Linked DNA regions of Homo sapiens: region 2 is linked to region 1. A link is an interaction called in ENCODE POLR2A ChIA-PET data of the cell type or tissue named here. Cell type or tissue: HepG2. All regions are shown on one strand. Links, peaks and the distances in the headings refer to the core of each region. The heading gives the core; the rest is flanking DNA.

The links. ChIA-PET counts read pairs that join two places held together with the same protein. Peaks named below come from ENCODE experiments on the same cell type or tissue, not always from the same donor. Only the 100,000 strongest peaks of a DNase experiment are listed, where the experiment ranks them.
Region 2: POLR2A ChIA-PET joins it to region 1 with 5 read pairs; 2 of 35 experiments call an interaction of 5 or more read pairs at or near these places.

What each region holds. Positions count from the first base shown.
Region 1 is chr10:96,589,147-96,593,537 of GRCh38, forward strand. PIK3AP1 (phosphoinositide-3-kinase adaptor protein 1) reads right to left here. Exons shown (of 17, transcript NM_152309.3): 17 at 4,169-4,391. LOC105378443 (a long non-coding RNA gene) reads left to right here. Exons shown (of 3, transcript XR_946220.4): 2 at 2,273-2,438. Among named protein-coding and RNA genes, the nearest start is that of TM9SF3, 4.3 kb to the left of the region's middle. RefSeq lists a silencer at 30-99. In HepG2, for the core only: no CTCF peak of the experiment used is centred there; no DNase peak of the experiment used is centred there.
Region 2 is chr10:96,671,580-96,675,970 of GRCh38, forward strand. All of the region lies in intron 2 of PIK3AP1 (phosphoinositide-3-kinase adaptor protein 1), which reads right to left. Among named protein-coding and RNA genes, the nearest start is that of PIK3AP1, 47 kb to the right of the region's middle. RefSeq lists enhancers at 2,173-2,242, 2,373-2,442. In HepG2, for the core only: no CTCF peak of the experiment used is centred there; a DNase peak (open chromatin) is centred at 2,322; H3K4me3 peaks cover 1,397 bases.

The DNA of each region.
Region 1 (4,391 bases), core at 229-4,228:
ATCAGAGGAGGCATCTTATACATCTTTGTATATCCTCCCGAGCACCTAGCAGGGTGACTTGCTCATAGTGAAAGCTCAGTCAATTCTGTGAATGAATAATCACTGCTCTTGAATGAAGTGATGATGTGCAATTGAAGAACAAGCCGTGTAAGTGCTACATTAAGATGGATGTGTAGTTTCTTAAGTATCCATCACCACCCTCCACAGATTTGAGGTAGTATGCATGTGGCAGGTGTTTTGGGGAGGACTGGGTTGGCAAATGCTTGGAGGTAGGGAGGACACAAGAAAAAGTATATTCATTTAGGGAGGATAGATTAAAACCAGGAAACTACACACACAACAAAGAACAGGCATGACAGTGTACTTTTAAAAAGGAACACAAAAGCTGGCCAACTGTGCAAATGGTCAACAGGCAGTAAAAGCAATGGGCAATGAGAGAAGTGGAAAGAAACCCTATTTCAGAGGAGTATTTGGGAAAATTTAATGGATGGAAGAGCAGGTAGAGCCATTAATTCAACGATTATTTATTAAGCCTCTACTATGTACCAGGCACTCTGGTAGGTACTAGGGGAATTATGCTGATAAATGGCATTAGGTGATACAAGTCTGACAGCAGTAGGTGTGGAAAGAAGGAAAGGGAGATAAAGTAACTGATTAGAGTAAAAGAAGTGTGGCTTCAAAGATCCTAGGTGCCTGATGACCTCAACAGGACAAAACAGGGCTCAGGTCACCATCAAAATTAGGGTTGTTTCACTAAACTGGGGAGTGAAAAACATTAACATACCTTATTTCACCACTTATTTCATCTGGGTGAATGACCTCATTCCCTGACACCAAAAAGGATGGCAGCGGTGGGGAGAAAATGCCGGTGAAAGGCATTTCCCACCTCCCCCAGTGGCTATACAGCCTCTTTTCTATGGTAGCTCTAATAAGACTCCATTTTGGTTAAAGAGCTTATGACCAGCAAGCAATCCAGAAAACCAAAATGTCAGTCTTTTATTTTCATTCTGGGTAAACATGATCATCAAAACTATTAGGTATGGGGGCTAGGCACAGTGGCTCACCCCTGTAATCCCAGTACTTTGGGAGGCCGAGGTGGGCAGACTGCTTGAGCTCAGGAGTTCAAGACCAACCTGGACAACAGAGTGACACCTCTGTCTCTTCAAAAAATACAAAAAAAAAAAAGTATCTGGGCATGCTGGCACGTGCCTGTGGTCCCAGCTCCTCAGGAGGCTGAGGTAGGAAGATGGCTTGAACCTGGGAGGTGGAGGTTGCAGTGAGCTGATTGTGCCACTGCACTCCAGCCTGGGTGACAGAGCCAGACCCTGTCTCAAAAAAAAAAAAAAAAAAAAAGTATTAGGGTATGGATTGACCACATATCTTCTGATTTCTATCATCAGCTACTTTTTCTTTGAAATTCTATTTCTTCCTTCTACTTTGTTATGTTTGTCTTGCCAGTTATGTACTTCAGCAGGGTGGGCGACAGTTCGTCTATTGCTATTTGCCATTTTCCACCTCCACCGTTTCTGTTCTGGCTGTAATGTTCTAGACACAGATCTTCATGATTGCTCTGAGTTCTTTCTTTAGGAAGCCATTACTGAGAACATTTAGTTCTTGGACTGAAGAGCAACTAAGGCCATTAGTTTCTTTGTGTGGTTCCTCTTTCACTGTCTCTCAGTTTTTTAACTGATATAACAGTGAGACAGAGCAAGGAACAGCAGGTGCCACATAATAAAAAGAGCCTTGCCAATTAGGTGGTGATGCCACTAAGGCTGTCTCCCTGCTTCTTCCGACAAAGCGATTCCACACCCTCTTTCTGAGACTTAGACTTAACAGAGTTGAAGAGACCTAGACTGTTACCAAAGACACAACTCTCCACTTCGTAGGTGATGAAACATAGAACAAGGTAGTCAAGTTATGTGAACTCGTCAAGTAAGTAGCACACCAAAATAAAAGACCAGGTTTCCTGGCTTCCGAAACAATCTCTTCCCTATACCATGCTAACTCTTACTGCAGAGATAGCAAAGACATTTTATCCTAAATGGGCTTTGGCGACTAGCCTAAATATTAAATTTGAACTCAATTGAACATGGACACAAACGATGGTCACCAAGTCCCAGAACGGATTGTGTGAGCTCTTTGAGGCGTTCATCCAGCGTTGTTTCGGAGAAATCTCTATTTCAATCTATTCCTATACATTAGTTATTGAAAAACAATAGACAACCGCAAAAACAAGTTGACCTTTTTGTGTTCCTTGATCCTGGTCACAAAGGGCCCTTGTGACTGGACCTCATGCCAAACAACTCGTTACAAAAAGAGCTAGGGTTCCAGACTGCGCCGAAGCTTCATGAGACCTCTCCTTGTCTGCATGGACGAGTGGCCAACTCTGGAGCCCAGGCTGTTGCTTCCCAGTCTGGTGGTGAATCCTCCATAGTCTGGTGAGTGTAAATACATATATATATCTTTTCCCTTCTCCCTTCCCATTGCAATTTGCTTATTATATCATTTGCTTATATCTGCACTGCCATTTGGGATAAAGCTTGTTTACCCTTAAAGGTATTGTGTGTGTGTCTCCTCCCGCGCGCATTTCCCACACAGAACACCTAAGAACCTATTTTTTATGATTTTTACGAGAAGTGAATTCCAAGTTGTGCCTCAGAATTCAGAATATATCTTTCAACCTCCTACTCATCCCCTCACCACCCTGGTGAACACAGTGTCTGGCCAGCAGGAATGAATGAAGAAGACTATTTTATGTTCTTAATAACTTGCTTGGAAATGAACAGAGCACAATTTATCAAACCAAAGCAAATATTTATACAGGCAGATCCCTTAAAATTGAGGATTAATGCTTAGGAAGAATTTTTTAGAATTTTCCAAATTAACCACTTGTCTTTCTCAGAAATAAATCTGTTACTGATGCTTCCTCCACCAACCAGCTGCAAAACCACACACTATTCTTTGAAGGAGGAACACAGAAAACCAACTTACTTCCTGGGGCATTTGGGAGAGGAATCTAAAAATCCTAGTGATATGGCAATGACTAGAACCTTTTTTTTTTTTGTAACAACAAAGCTAAAAGGGGATGTGTAACTTAGCTTGACTTGTAAAAATATTCGTAGAAGTCATCTATATTTTACCACTTTGTGTAACTAAGGCAGAGCATTAGAGATTATTCACATCATTAAATATGTCCAGTTAAATTATTAGATTACAACACCAACCTCTTGTTCATAGTCTCTCAGTCTTCAGCTGGGCACGGGGGCTCACGCCTGTAATGCCACCACTTTGGGATGCCGAGACGGGCGGATCACTTGAGGTCAGGAGTTTGAGACCAACCTGGGCAACATGGTGAAACCCCGTCTCTACTAAAAATACAAAAATTAGCTAGGCGTGGTGGCAGGTGCCTATAATCCCAGCCACTCGGGAGGCTGAGGCGGGAGAATCACTGGAACCCAAGAGGTGGAAATTGCAGTAAGCCAAGATGGCACCACTGCACTCCAGCCTGGGTGACAAGAGCAAAACTCTTGTCTCAAAAAAAAAAAAAAAAAAATAGTCTCTCAGTCTTCATACTTTGTTGCTTAGTTGGATTATCTGCTCCTAGGTTTTAATATAAGATGAAATAAAAGTGCTGGCCTAGGAATTGGAGGCCAATTTACCTTAGGGGCAAAGGCAATGGTGGTGAATATACCCAACAGCTTCACTTTCTATGGAGCCAGCTTGTAAAATCTTGGGCAAGGATGGTGGCAGCAGAGCTGTCTGCCTAAGCATCATGTAGAAAATTTTTTAATGGTTTCTTTGGACCCTAGCTTGCAGTGTCATTTCTGCTTCTCATTGTATTGGAAATCCATGGTTTTGTTACATAATGTACTCCTAAAAATGTATACACATGTGTTGAGTATGTGGAAGTTGAATATATTTATGTTATAAATGAGCAGTTCTGTTTCTGGAAAATGAAAATTTTCACCTCATCACTACAGACATTCTTTGATAACACAGTCCCAGTGTTTCATCCAGATTATTTCATTTTCTTCTTTTACATATAACCAACCATTTTGGATGTTAAAGGAACAACCAGTGAGGGCTTAAGATCTGCTGCTTTTGACTTGGCACTCCTGATCAGTTCCATCCGTGTCTCAAGTGTATCACATTCACGAGACAAGGCTTCTCATCAGCAATTTCAATTTTATGTTTTCTACTTATTTTTATATAAGAATACAATGCAACAAAATATTCATATATTGCACAAACAGTGATGTGCATACAAAGATGCTAACAACATTGGCTGGTAATAGGCTTTACCATGTTACGATCTAAATGCTTGTTCATCAGAGAATGTACAAAATTCTAAGTTTGGCATCCAAAAGGGGGCTTACAGTTATTGAATATTT
Region 2 (4,391 bases), core at 95-4,094, 82 kb after region 1:
CTGAAGTCAGGGGAGGGAGGAGGTGACAATTATTTAGAAGTGTTAGTGTGAGTTAATTAAAGTGACATCAATCATTGTTCTCATCACCGTCGTCATCATCATCATCATCCTCATGATGCCAAAAAGATAAGGCAGAGTCCTACAGATACTTTCCTAATTCAGACTTTAAATACAGTCATGGCCAGGCATGATTACTCACACCTGTAATCTCAGCACTTTGGGAGGCCAAGGCAAGCAGATCACTTGAGGCCAGGAGTTCGAGACCAGCCTGGGCAACATGGCAAAACTCTGTCTCTACAAAAAATACAAAATTTAGTCAGGCATGGTGCACGCCTGTAGTCCCAGCTACTTGGGAGGTTGAAGTGGGAGGCTCACCTGAGCCCAAGGAGATCAAAGCTGCAGTGGCCCATGATTGTGCCACTGCACTCCAGCCTGGGAAACAAAGTGACACCCTGTCTCAAAAAACAAAGAAAAAAAAATACAGTCATGGTGGTCACACTGTCTCCCTGGAAACAAAGAGAAAGTTGTAGAAACGAAGAAGGAGGAATGAATCCACTTCTTCCACACTCCCATGCTGGCTTCCAGAGGTGGTTGGAGCTGGTAACTTTGGAATGCAGGTGGGCTCACTCATCATATGCAATCGTTTTGCCATCCCAGTGTTCTGTGCCAGACGCAGACTCCTAAGGCTGCCTGATTTCACTGCACATCGGTGAATTTGCAGCGCTGGGTGGAGGGTTCTGGGTCAAGGATCTACTGACATCAGCCCAAATCTTTTCTAGCTCACACAGACAAGGAACAGTATTTCCTTCATTCATCAGGTAATTCACCTGGCCCTCCTCAATGTACTTGAGGTTCAAGATCAAGGGAGCAGGACAGGAGGAAAGATGACCTTAGGCCTCTAAGACTTTTATCCAGCACTCCCCACTCCCTTAAATAAATGAACTATTAGCTCTAAATGAGCTATTCAAAGTGTTCATTTCTTGTTGCTGCTTTTTTTAAAGCAAAGGCCTATAGCTTTTCCCTTCCCCTCCCCAACCCACCCTACCTGCTCTTCAGCTTGAGCAAAAATAGCAAAACATCTGAGGCTGCCATGACAACCAATGAAAGCACCGTGGTGCCCACTCTTGTCCACCAATGATAAAACCTGCCTGCGGCTCTCCCAGTCCTCTCCCAGCTGGGGCTGGGGCCCTCTAACTTTCTTCCAAGTTCAACCTTCAGGAAGCTTTCCCAAATAGAGCTGCTCTATCCTCAACCAAGAAGCCAAGGGTCAGCTGGAGTTGTCTCAGCGCCCAGTGCCTCTGAACTTTTTGATTTGTTCTCCTTTGCTCCTTTCAGTGTCTCCAGGCACATGTGACAGAGATGACTATCTCCATTTTGCAGATGGAAAAATAGAGGCATGGGCCATGAACTGACCGGCCCTAGTTCATAAGCTTCTGGTTTAATGGTAGAACCACATGCAGAATTCAAAGCTCCCAACTCCAGATCTGGTTAGCAGAAGAACAGAAGGAACAGCCACTCTCAGAAAACATGACCCAAAAGGGGAAAAGATTCTGCTAGGTGAGCTGCATCTCAGCCACAGACTGACATTCCCTCAACCAGTCTCTGGGATATAAACCTGGGAAGGGTTGGAGGAAAATCTACTTCCCCACCATGGTAAATGGGCTGCACAAAAACCCACCTCTATCCTGGATTCAGCGTCTCGGGCTGCATCTACCATGCACAGGCAACCAGAAGAGCACAGGTAAGCTTCCTTGGCGGGGTTTATCAGGATCCTTAGGGAGCACTATCCAACCTGTATCCCATCTCCACACCTGTGAGAAAGTGCTCCCCTCTAGGCACCCAGGTCTGGAGGCCTGCAGGCCCCTGTTTCCTCGTTCAGGAAACCCCAGTGTTGCTAACAAAGCAGGAGCTACCACAGCCCCCCCCGAAAGGCTTCCTCTTTCTTCATCTCTTTCAGACACTTATAAATGTGCTTCCTCTCCCTATGTAAATTTCGTCCAAATGGCACAACGCAGGCTTGTCATGAGGCCATTAATAACTCACCTTTTCACAGGCTCTTCTTGGTTTCCTGGTTCAGGAATCAGTTCTTATCTAGACAGACACTGATGTCTGGATTTACTGGTGTGAGGACGGACAAATGGGCTTTGTCTGGGGCAGGCCACATAAATGTGATTTATTTTCACTAAGTCAAGAACTGAGAGGCTGAAGGCAACTCTTGACAATAACTAAGCTGAAGAAATTGAGAGTAAAATTTCTTCCCTTTTGTCTGTCTCCCACTCAATGGTCAAAGTCCCAGGAAAGGCTGAAACGGTGTTTACTTTCCCCCACTTAGGCTGACCCTTCGCATTCCGACCAGCTGAAAGGATGGAACTGGCTGGTCAGTTTCACTTTCCACTTTCAGGAAGGGTAACTTTCTGTTCTCATCCCTCACCGTGAAAGGCTGCATCTGGCTTTGTGGCTTGGTCAAGGCTGGGTGGAGGTGGGGGTGTGATGCTTCTTGGCGAAGGGCTTAAAGAAATATGAAACAAGATGGCATTCCAAATTCTGCATAAATATAGGCCAAAATTAAAACTCCTTTAACCCAGGAGTTGCTGGCCTTAGTGGTCCAATATTAAAATCAGGGCTATTAAGGCCAAGACTCTAAAGATATTCTACAGTATTTCCTAGCAGCACAAACGCAATTACTAACAGATTCTGGAAAAGCACATTCAGCTAAGCCACAGAAGACCTGGATTCAAGTCCCATCTCTGCCACTTCCTGGGTAATCTTGATATTTCTAAGCTTCAATTTCCTCTCCTTTAAGATGGATTTATTTATGCCTGCCTGGTTTGTTGCACAGGCTTATTGGAATTAAGTGATCAACATGCAGAAGCCCTTTGAAAACTGAAAAGTGCAAGACAAAGTTAAATCAATTAGTGTTGTTTATCTGTTGACCAAATTTTTCTTCTACTAGACTGTGATTTCTCTGAGAACAGATTTCCTGACATTCATTCATCTTTGTATCCCCAGGGCTTAGAATATAGTGAGAAATCAATAAATACTTCTTGCATGAATGGATGAATCGATGAATGAGATAAGACCAACCACCTAAGTTACTAGCAGGGAAAGCAACACCTCAGGGAGGACCACTGTAAGGCTTTGTGCCTGGAGGCTTTTAGTGTGGAATCTGGAGAGAAACAGGAAACTGTTTAACCCTCTAATTTATGATACCAGCGTGAACCAAGCTTCGCTGAAAATTCTGCATGGTACACTGTGTTAGTCCCAGTCTTCCGAGAAACAAAAGCTAAAATGAGATTAAACATACAAGGTGTTTTGTTTTGTTTTGTTTTTTGAGACGGAGTCTCACTCTGTCGCCCAGGCTGGAATGCAGTTCTGCAATCACGGTTCACTGCAACCTCCACCTCCTGGGTTCAAGCAATTCTCCTGCCACAGCCTCCTGAGTAGATGGGATTACAGGCATGTGTCACCACGCCCAGCTAATTGTTGTATTTTTAGCAGAGATGGGTTTTCACCATGTTGACCAGGCTGGCCTTGAACCCCTGACCTCAGGTGATCTGCCTGCCTCAGCCACCCAAAGCGCTAGGATTACAGGTGTGAGCCACTGCACCCGGCCATATAAGGATTTTGTCAGGGAAAGTGCCTGGGAAGGAAAATGGGGAGGGAGGGTGGGAAAACCTTGTAGCTGTCTGAGCCCAAATGAATAAGAGGGGGAAGGAAGGTTGGGTGGAAGCGTCCTAGACCACTGAGCAGGCTAAGGAAAGTTGTGCAAATCTGTCACGGAGTCTTCAAACAGAAGTTGGCCACTGGCAAATCTTGCGTCTTCCGGAAATGGGCCTAGTATCCCTGCCATGCTCAGTTATTGACTGGGAGCAGCCTGCAGGAAGCAGGGCCTTGGTCGAAAGCTATGATGGATTCAGAGGGTGGCACAGGAGCCCTTGGTCGGTTCTACTCCCAGCAACTGGAGATCTGCCAGGCATATTCTCATGGCCACCACATACATGGCAGTGCTTCAAAGCATGGAGTTTAGGGTCCATGTAAATGAATTGAGTCCCTGCTATTACTGGATGGCTATCTTGGGCAAGTTACTTGATCTCCTAAAGCCTCATTTTCCTTATTTATAAAATAGAGATTATAATTCCTACCTCTCAGGACTGTTATTGTTGAACACTGTGTCTGCCACATAGTAAGTGCTCAATAAAAGGAAGCTGTCATTTCTCTGTTAATATTAATAACAATAATAATAATTTATTATTCACAAAGTACTTCTATTAGCAGTTAGGACCTAAGAACAGCCCCCACTGTTGCATACTCGTATTAGAATTGTATAAGGCCATCATAGGGACGTGGGACATGGCCTAAAACCATAGTTTGGCAGTATCACAATTCAAACA